Linked DNA regions of Homo sapiens: region 1 is linked to region 2. Evidence: chromatin contacts called from ENCODE Hi-C or POLR2A ChIA-PET data. All regions are on one chromosome and are shown on one strand. Each heading gives the region's core, a stretch centred on a gene start or an enhancer-like site at or near the end of the contact. The rest is flanking DNA. Distances are from core to core; before and after follow the strand shown. Region 1 overlaps TGFB2 (transforming growth factor beta 2). Region 2 has its middle 5.6 kb from the start of TGFB2-OT1.

Region 1 (4,127 bases), core at 735-3,234, 63 kb after region 2:
GGGTGCACCTACTTTCAGAATCTGATGTCAATAAGACTTTTCTAGGCAGGAACATAGAAAAGGTCACAAATCTCAAGACAGGAGCAGTATCAAAAAGCTTGTGGATGGAAGCCCTCCCTTTCTCTGCCATCCAGAATCAAACAAACCAGAATGGCCCTGGGGTCTGCCTCTACTCCTCAGTTTGTAACTATTAGCATCAGGAACCTGTGGGCAGGCTTGAGCCTGATTCAGTAGGACACATCTTAGAAAGCCATTCTTGGAGTCATTAGTTTTGTTGGCCCATTAGATTACTTGATAAATCAGCTACACAAAGAGACTTCCAGTGATTTTCTAGGAGCAGTGCCTACATTTGAAAACAACTTACAAAGGGCTTTCTTCGACATAATCTCATTTTTAATGACATCTGGCAATCTCATATAAATGCTATCTTATTGATAGTGCCTACTAGGTTGGCTAGATAATTTCCAATCCCCACCATTCTCATTGTGTGAATGAAGAGACTGAGGTTTCCAGCAGGCAAGTCACTTGTGCAACAGTATACAGCTGAAACAGAAAGGTAGCTGGAAATTTGCAAATCAAGTCTATCTGATCCCAAGTCCACACTCTTTCCACTGTCCCGTGTCCCCACCTCTCCTGATAAAGATTTGTTCTGTAGTACTTAAAGGATGGGGTGGGGGTGATAAATCTCAGAACAGCCCAAGCTCAGTACAGTGAAGAGCCTTCAAACAGAGTTACCTACAAAAGGTTCAAGCAACATCCCTGCGAGTAGCCAGGATCTTATGACAGGATTCAAGGAGTAATGACAGAACTAGATGACCTTTAAAATGCAACCATGGGAGTCTCTCTGAACTTATTCTGGTTTGGGGGAAAAGGCTGGGGGAGAGGCTGCCCAATTAAGAAAAAATAAAAATAAAAACAAAATAAAATGCAACAACTGTGACAACCTGTGACACTGAGGCTTATTAGAGAAGTCTAGTTCTAACAGCTTAATTCTTCAGTTTTCCTCCAAGGGGAAAGATGGGAAAGGAGCCAGACAGCACTGAGTTCAGAGACTGAGCTTATGAAAAGCCTAATTTTGGTTTTGAAGGACACACTAGGAGGCCCCTGCTATGCTCCATCTCATGAGCCCCTCACCAGCCAAAGACACCCTCTGTGTGTGATCCTCTGCAGCTATGTGAGAAGATCTTGGTCTTAGTCTTGACATGGGGTCATGTTAAAACCCTTCAGCAAAAAATCTCCCAAATATCATGGCTAAAGGGATAAAGGGGCTTATACACCAAGGATGGCCACTTCTTAGCAGGAATTCTCATTTTCCTCTGAAGTCGTGTTACTTTGGGGAAGGCCCAAAACCTCTGTGCTCTGTGAACCGGTGATCACAGGCTTTCGTCAAGCTCAAATACGATAATGCATGTCCACGTCCTTTTGTTAAATGCAAAATGATAAGTACAAGGTGGCATCACTGTACTTCAACTTATTCTTAATTATCATTGAATAACAATATGCTGTCCACATATTCCAGAGGTCATTCAGAAACACCAAGCATTTGCTTACATTATCTTATCTAATTCTACTCTACCCTTCTAAACAACTTTTGAGGTACATCTCCCTTTTGCAGATAAGGAAACTGAGGCTCAGAGCTACCAACCAGAAAGTACCAGTAAGAGAGGGGGAAAAAATAGAATCAAACCCAGATCCTACCTCCTAACAGGTGTTCCTCCCACTCACCACACCCATCCCAAACATGGGAAGGGTTCACTCTGGTTTCAATGCATATAATAATACGAGCCATCTGCCGGGTGGTTATGTGACATCATTGTGGCATCGGCCTTAGGAATAATAACTGCACAGGCTGCAATGTGCTCTGGGGGCAGCCTCTGAAGCATCTGCAGCCACTTTGTCCTCAACTGTCAGAGACAATCGGGCTTCACTGAACCTCCTCCTGCCATGAGTCATCCCCCACGTTTCATGTTAACCATCCATTCTCAGCAGATTTGAATTCTGCCTTCTGTCCTTTTCTGGTGAGACTCTAGGGGTGTGAATGGACTGTCCATAGCCCCTGAGTTTAAGGAAAAATGAGATGAAGCAAACGTATGTTAAATCCACTGCCTGGAAAGCCAGCCTCTCTCAATATGTACAGGGCCAAGAATAACAGCAGCTGGGTCTGACCTGGATTATCTCGTTTAAGCCTCACAAGAACTCTGCGAGGTAGATACTGTTTTCATTTCCATTTTGCAGATGAGGAGACTAAGGCTTATGAGGATTAAATAATTTATCTAAGGTCACACAGCTAATAAGTGGTACAGCCAGAGCGGAAGTGACTTGTAATGAACCACTTTTAGTACTTTATTTTAAAAGGTAAGATAGCCTCTTATTATACATAATCTGTCTTATAACACATAATAGTATAGGAAGCATTTAACATGCTTGTTTTTCTAAGGCTTTCAAATATCCCACATACCTGCTAACGCTTTTTCCACCACGATATTCCAAATTATTCTAACTCCATTCCTACATACATAGCTACTTTAATTATCTACCTGAAAATGATTATAACTTTTAACCCAATAAAATAATGAGTGACAAGACAGTTATTAAAAATAAAACCCATAACCAATGCATTCAAAATACTTATGCTATTTAATTCCTTTTTTTTTTTCTTTTTAATGAATCAAGATGTTCTAGAAGAGGAGAGGGGGGAATATCTGTGACCTTATATTATTTAAATAAATCTTAAAAATACTTTCTCTGTATCTCATTTTCACAGAACTGTTAAAACAACCACAAAATCGTCATAAATGACAAACTCTGTGACGTGGAAAGGAAGGAAAGGGAGGAGGAAAAGCATTCTTGTGTTGTTTCACAATTATTTTCGGGATCCCGAATGTGGTGCTTTTTTGTCAGTACATGTTTACTCTCTACCTTTCTAGATGGGGAAATCCAAAGCCAATATTTCTTAGTCTAAAATGCCTTTCATGGAAAGTTTTTCCAAAGCCTGTGGTTGATTTTATTGCAATCTGTAACCCATCGAAACCTGACTCATGGGATATATAATCAAATCTCGCAAGTCCTTCGCCACGTAGCTGTGTGAAAATCCTTCAGTAAAAAAACTCACAAACAGTATGGCTGAAGGGACAAAGGGCTTCTGCAAGGACTGCCATTTCTTGCTAGGACTTTCTGCCTGTGAAGCCACTTGAGGGCTGTGTGACAATGAACACCTGAGGACACTCTCCCTCTCCCCCACACCCCCCACATACACACACTTCTCATGCACCTGCTTTCCCAACAAAGAAAATGAAAAATGACTTCTGAAGGGCAAATTAGCAGCCCTATTATTGCATTTTAAAATGGTCTTGTGTTTTTCTAAAGGCAGATTCATATTTGCAATAGACTATACATTAAAAAGGACACATGCTTTCCAGCTTTGAATTTTGGACCCTCCTAAAAAAATAAAGGTCACTTGCAAATTCCTGTAGAATTATGCATTGACAAAACAGAGGTTTCAGATTCTGTCTAAATGTGGCTCCATTCGAGCTCATAGTCTTCTAATTAAACCCCTGGTTGCATCATAAATCCAGTCCTAGGGCCTTGCTGTAATATCCAAGGGCAGAATACAAAAGCTTAAGACTCCATCACATAGGTTTCTTTCCTCTTCGTTGGGAATTGCCTTTCTTTTTAACTTTATCCTCCCTTGAAACCTTTCCTTATCACCTAGTGTTTAATTTAAAAACTCAAATATTTTCAAGAAGACTCCAAAAAGAATTTACAGTAGGCTAGTGTCATAAAACAATCTTCTTACCCCCATGAACATTTATTTTCAAAATTTGAGATGAGTAGCCAAAAGAGAAACACCACCTCATACCTCCATATAGACCACCAGTGCTTAAAATTGAATACTCATGAAAGACTAGAACTCCTACGGGAAGTAGAAGTGGCATTTGAAGGTGATCTTAGTGATTGTGTTGGGAGCAGAAGTTTGTGACTTTAGTCCTTGTTTTCCTAGTCCTGACTTTTTTACCCAGAGACTGGCCGATTCATCACAAGCAAATCACTCCATCTCTCTTCTACTTTAAGATTTCAAGTGATAGAAAATCATCCCTTGAATTCAGTTCCTATGTGTCCAAATGTCC
Region 2 (4,793 bases), core at 1,861-4,360:
TTATTTGGAAATAGGGTCTTTATGGAGGAGACTAAATTAAAATGCAGTTATTAGGGTGGGCCCTAATCCAATATGACTGACGTCTTTATAAAAGGGAAATTTGGACACAAGATCAGACACATATCGAGGGAAGACAGTGTGAAGAAATTCAGGGAAAAGATGGCCATCTACAAACCAAGAAAAGAGGCCCTGAAACAGATCTTCCCTCACAGCCCTCAGATGACACCACCCATGTCAACACCTTAATTTTAGACTTCTAGCCTCCAGAACCGACACAATGAAATCCTGTTGTTTAAACCACCCAGTTTGTGGTACTTAGTTCCAGCAGTTCCAGCAAACTAATACCTAAACATTGTGGCCCAGCCTCCATATTTCTTCCTAACAAACTTAACTTTTCTTGTGTAACCATTTTCTCTTTATGTAGGCAGTCTTGCTGGGAGAGTAACTACTCCCTGTTTCTCTTCCTACCACAGAAGCCAAGGAACTCAGATTCTTTCCCTAAAATCCCATGTTCTAGCAAAGGAACTGGCTCATGACCTAAGTTCAGCCAACTGATTTCTTTCTTCTGGAACTTTCCATCTTGAATGAGGGAAGCACTGAGTAAGGAAGTATTAGGAGGCCATGCTCATAGCCTCCACAGAGTGGTGGTGTCTGTCTCAGCAGTGACTCCCCTGACGCTATGGTCTGAATGCTTGTCCCCGAAAAATTCTTACGTTGAGATTCTAAACCCCAAGGTAATGGTGGTAGAAGGTGGGGCCTTTGGGAAGTAATTAGTTCATGGAGGCAGAGCCTTTATGGATGTAATTAATGCCCTTATAAAAGTGGCCTGAGATGCGCCCCTTGGCCCTGCTACCATGTGAGGATGCAGTGAAAAGATAACCATCCATGAACCAAAAAGCAGGGTCTTATCAGACACTGAATCTGCTGGTTCCTTGATCTTAGACTTCATAGTCTTCAAAACTGTGAGGAATAAGTTTCCATTGTTTATAAGCCACCCAGTCTAGATGACAGCAGCCTGAATGTACCAAGACACCCTCTATTCCTGCAACAGTCAATTGGGTTTCCTCTTTTCTGCCTCTAGTCCCTCCAGGGCTTCCTTGATCTCTGCTAATCCCCAGGTCTGTTTTCCCTGTGTCCTATTCTCTGTGAACCTCATGTGAAATAATCAATAGTCAGCCTTTTTTTTTTTCAGTTTTGGCCCACCAAAAAAACAAAAACAAAAACAAAAACCCAGTTCATGTGGTTCAACCTAATGATTTAGCCAGTCATTTTTTCTTGTTACTAGTAACCTCAATATTTTCAATGCACCTCACACATATGTTACAACCTAATAGTATAATTCACATGTATCTGTCTTCCCAACACCACTGTATTCTCAATACCTGTAAAGTCATTTGTAATTTTTGTTTCTGATTCTTTGGTTGCCCTGATGTGTTTTTCTGTGATTGTACCAATGAACAGGAAGCAAGCGTCTATTCATTAATTCAACAAATAATTACTGAACATATTCTATATGTCAGACTTTGTTTAGATTTTAGGTTCTAGGTTTGCCAAGTAAACAAAACAGGACTTTACAGGTCATCCAATCCAATGCTTTTGTCTTATTGACAAAGAAAGCTCTGAGAAAGTTAGGTGATTTTACTGACTTCCATAGTATCAGTGGCAGAACTGGAGCTATAGTCCCATCTATGCCCTTTTTCAATTTAGCAAACATTTTTCAAATTGCCATAAGCTCAGTTGCGTACTAGAGGCTGGAAACAGGATAAATAAGGAGTTGTATTAGTTTGTTCTCACACTGCTATGAAGGAATACCCGCGACTGGGTAATTTATAAAGGAAAGAGTTTTAATTGACACAGTTCCATATGGCTGGGGAGGCCTCAGAAAATGTGCAATCATGGTGGAAGGCACCTCTTCACAGGGCGGCAGGAGAGAGAATGAGTGCCAGCAGGGGAAATGCCAGATGCTTATAAACCATTGGATCTTGTGAGAACTCTAACTATCACGAGAACAGCATGGGGGAAATAGCCCCCATGATTCAATTACCTCCCATCATGTCCCTCCCACAACACATGGGGATTATGGGATTACAATTCGAGATGAGATTTGGGTGGGAACACAGGGCCAAATCATATCAGGAATGGCCTCATGTAAGAAGCACAGGACTGGGAACACTCACTGATTTTAGGGAGGACCCTGGGAATGGGGTCTGACAATCCCAAAAACCCAGCACAACAGGGTGGATACTGAGAACAAGGAGAGATGTTTTCCCATCACATCATTTCTACAACTAGCACTTTGGCTTTTAAAGACTCCTGTTGAAAGACAATGGCACAGTGAGACTCCTCAACTGAATCTTTTGCTTGAAGTTAAGCTCAGTTGACCAATTTGTTTTGTTTTTCTCTCTACACTTGCTGTAATGGTATATACAGGACATCAAACTCGACTAAATGTGTGGCACACATAATGTCAGTGCTCAGGGTTCCCAACTCCCTTTCTGGCTCAACTCCATTTGTCCCTCCTGCCTTTCTACTTCTATCTTGCCCTGAGGTATTCAATGGTGGTCTCACTTTTCCAGGTCCTGGATAGAGATTAAATAAATCAAAATCCATTCTAGCACGTTTCGGTTGAAATTGTTTCCTGTGCTGCCCCATTGATGATTTTCATATTTAAAACTATATATATATATATATATATATATATATATATATATATATATGAATGTATGTATATGCTTGTGGAAAAAATCCTACAAGAATAATTCCTCATGGATAACTCTCAGAGCTTGTAACAAAGGGGTAATATTAAGGGGGTTGCTGGACTTCCTTGGGGCTCCTTGGTGCCTCTCCCACCAGTTTCTGCCTAAATTTCACCTTTCAGAAATTTGAATGGAGTCAGTGATTTCTTGGAGGGCCAGGTTATGGGCAAGGGGAAGATGTGCACACGTGGTGATGTGAAATTTGATACTTTACTAAATGAACAACTGCCACTTGATTTAACATTCTCCCAGTTTTCGGTAGAGTTTAATTTTGGTTCAAATGAAGAAATTAGTGTTACGCCCATGCTTGAGGACAAGCCAAACTGCATGACTTCACATCGCTTTTAGAGCAGTATTGAATTACATAACTTCTTAGCTTGTTTGCTCCCAACAGCCTGAGATTCGGGATTTTCAGAATTGAGATTTGGGCCTGAGGAGAGGGTTTCCAACTCCAGGGCTGGCCAGACCTCGGTGATGTCACCTGAGGAACACATGTGTGTTCTTTCAGTTGGGTTGGCATCTATAGGAGAGAAAATCCCATGTTGGAGGGAAAGCCTAAGAGATTATATTGGGCCTCTTACCACTAATTTTTTGCTTTTCTGTTTAATTATGTCTGTTCTCTTAGGCTGAATGATTTTCCTAGTTCTGATCACACAGCACAAAGTCTCTCTCAGTACATTCTGTTCCCTTTACAAGGTCTCTGCCCAATTACAGGAACACACTCATCTCTTCTCCAAATGACCATTACGTGCTGAAATAAAGAAACTAGCTACAAAGTATTTCAGGGAAATAAAGACTCAATCAGGGAAAAACCTGAAGCAACTCTTTCATTTAAAAAAGGCAATTAAAAAGCATTACCTTTGCAACGTTGAGTAAAATTATTCATATATATTGATACAATTACCTCATATTTACATTAATTATTTCTCGAATCTCATCAGATCTAGTTATTATGCTCCAAAAGAGGCACAAAAATAACATTTCCTCTACTATCTCTGACCTGACCTGGAATGTTAGTAAAATCAGGGTCCTGGTTTTCTTTGTTCAGTACAGAGGATGCGGTTGCAGAGACAAGGGAAGGACTAGAGAATAGAGTGATGATTTAGTAGATTAGCAAAAAGAGATGCAATCTAGTTTTTGCTAGAATTACAAGGTAATAGACTTTGATAGAAACAAAGGCATGTATTAGCTAACGTTCAGAGACAGGTTTGCCATGATGCGCTTGAAGTCCTGGTCTTTCGCTTTTACGGGCCCTAAGACTTTCAATCTAATTTTGTATTTGAAATTTTGCTTCTTTTTTTTTTTAAAAAAGCAGTCCTCCTCCCACACACGTTATATGTGTTTCAGGAAGACAAAGCATAGGTCCAACCATAGTCTAAGGCTTATTAGCAAAAGGAGCACAGCTCAGCTTATTCCCAGATAGAAAAGTAATGCCATCTCAAGGCTAGTGACTGCAAGGAACAGTGAGTTTTTGGCTTCTTCTTTTTATTCTCCCCTAAAAATGGTAGAAAATGTTGTCACAGGTACATTAATGAAGATTTCTAAGGGCAGAAATCATTTCATACAATAGCCCAACTTGCTTAGGGGTAGGTTGTGCTGTTCCACTTAGTGGTGCTTTGCTTGTACGTAACCATCAGTTTCATCAAGGGCTTTGCCAGTGGGGCTTAGGTAATATTTGTATTTTCATTACCACATTTTTCAGTCAGCATCACCTTTTATGTTGAACTCTACAGAATGTGAATATTCAACAAATTCTGACCTACAAAAACTGCACTTTCATAAGATATGACCTAATATTGTTCAATCATATGTAAATTACAAAAACAAAGGCTGGTAATATTATAGCTTATGGGAATCATGTAACCATGGTTTGTAAACAGAGCTGCTTTCAAATTATTTGCCAGAGCTGTCTACTAGAAACACAAGAACACAAGACACAAATGTGAGCCACATAAGTAATTTTAAATTTTCTGGTAACTGTATTAAATAAGTGAAAAAAAACAGGTAAAATTAATAATATACTTTATTTAATCCCAT

The links. Hi-C counts contacts between places; a loop is a spot of excess contacts on that map. ChIA-PET counts read pairs that join two places held with the same protein, here RNA polymerase II (POLR2A).
Region 1: a loop to region 2 is called in a map of thyroid gland, with 2.0 times the contacts of the local background. The contact joins two enhancer-like sites. A Hi-C loop is called at or near these places in 3 of 168 maps with a recorded cell type or tissue (ascending aorta, cardiac septum and thyroid gland). POLR2A ChIA-PET finds 5 or more read pairs at or near these places in 1 of 52 experiments (MCF 10A).

The regions. Positions count from the first base shown.
Region 1 is chr1:218,382,653-218,386,779 of GRCh38, reverse strand. All of the region lies in intron 1 of TGFB2 (transforming growth factor beta 2), which reads right to left. Among named protein-coding and RNA genes, the nearest start is that of TGFB2-AS1, 39 kb to the right of the region's middle. Within about 2 kb of position 1,984, at least 2 of the 41 ENCODE cell types and tissues checked have a DNase peak (open chromatin) inside an H3K27ac peak, as active enhancers do.
Region 2 is chr1:218,445,853-218,450,645 of GRCh38, reverse strand. No RefSeq gene overlaps it. Among named protein-coding and RNA genes, the nearest start is that of TGFB2-OT1, 5.6 kb to the right of the region's middle. Within about 2 kb of position 3,110, at least 4 of the 41 ENCODE cell types and tissues checked have a DNase peak (open chromatin) inside an H3K27ac peak, as active enhancers do.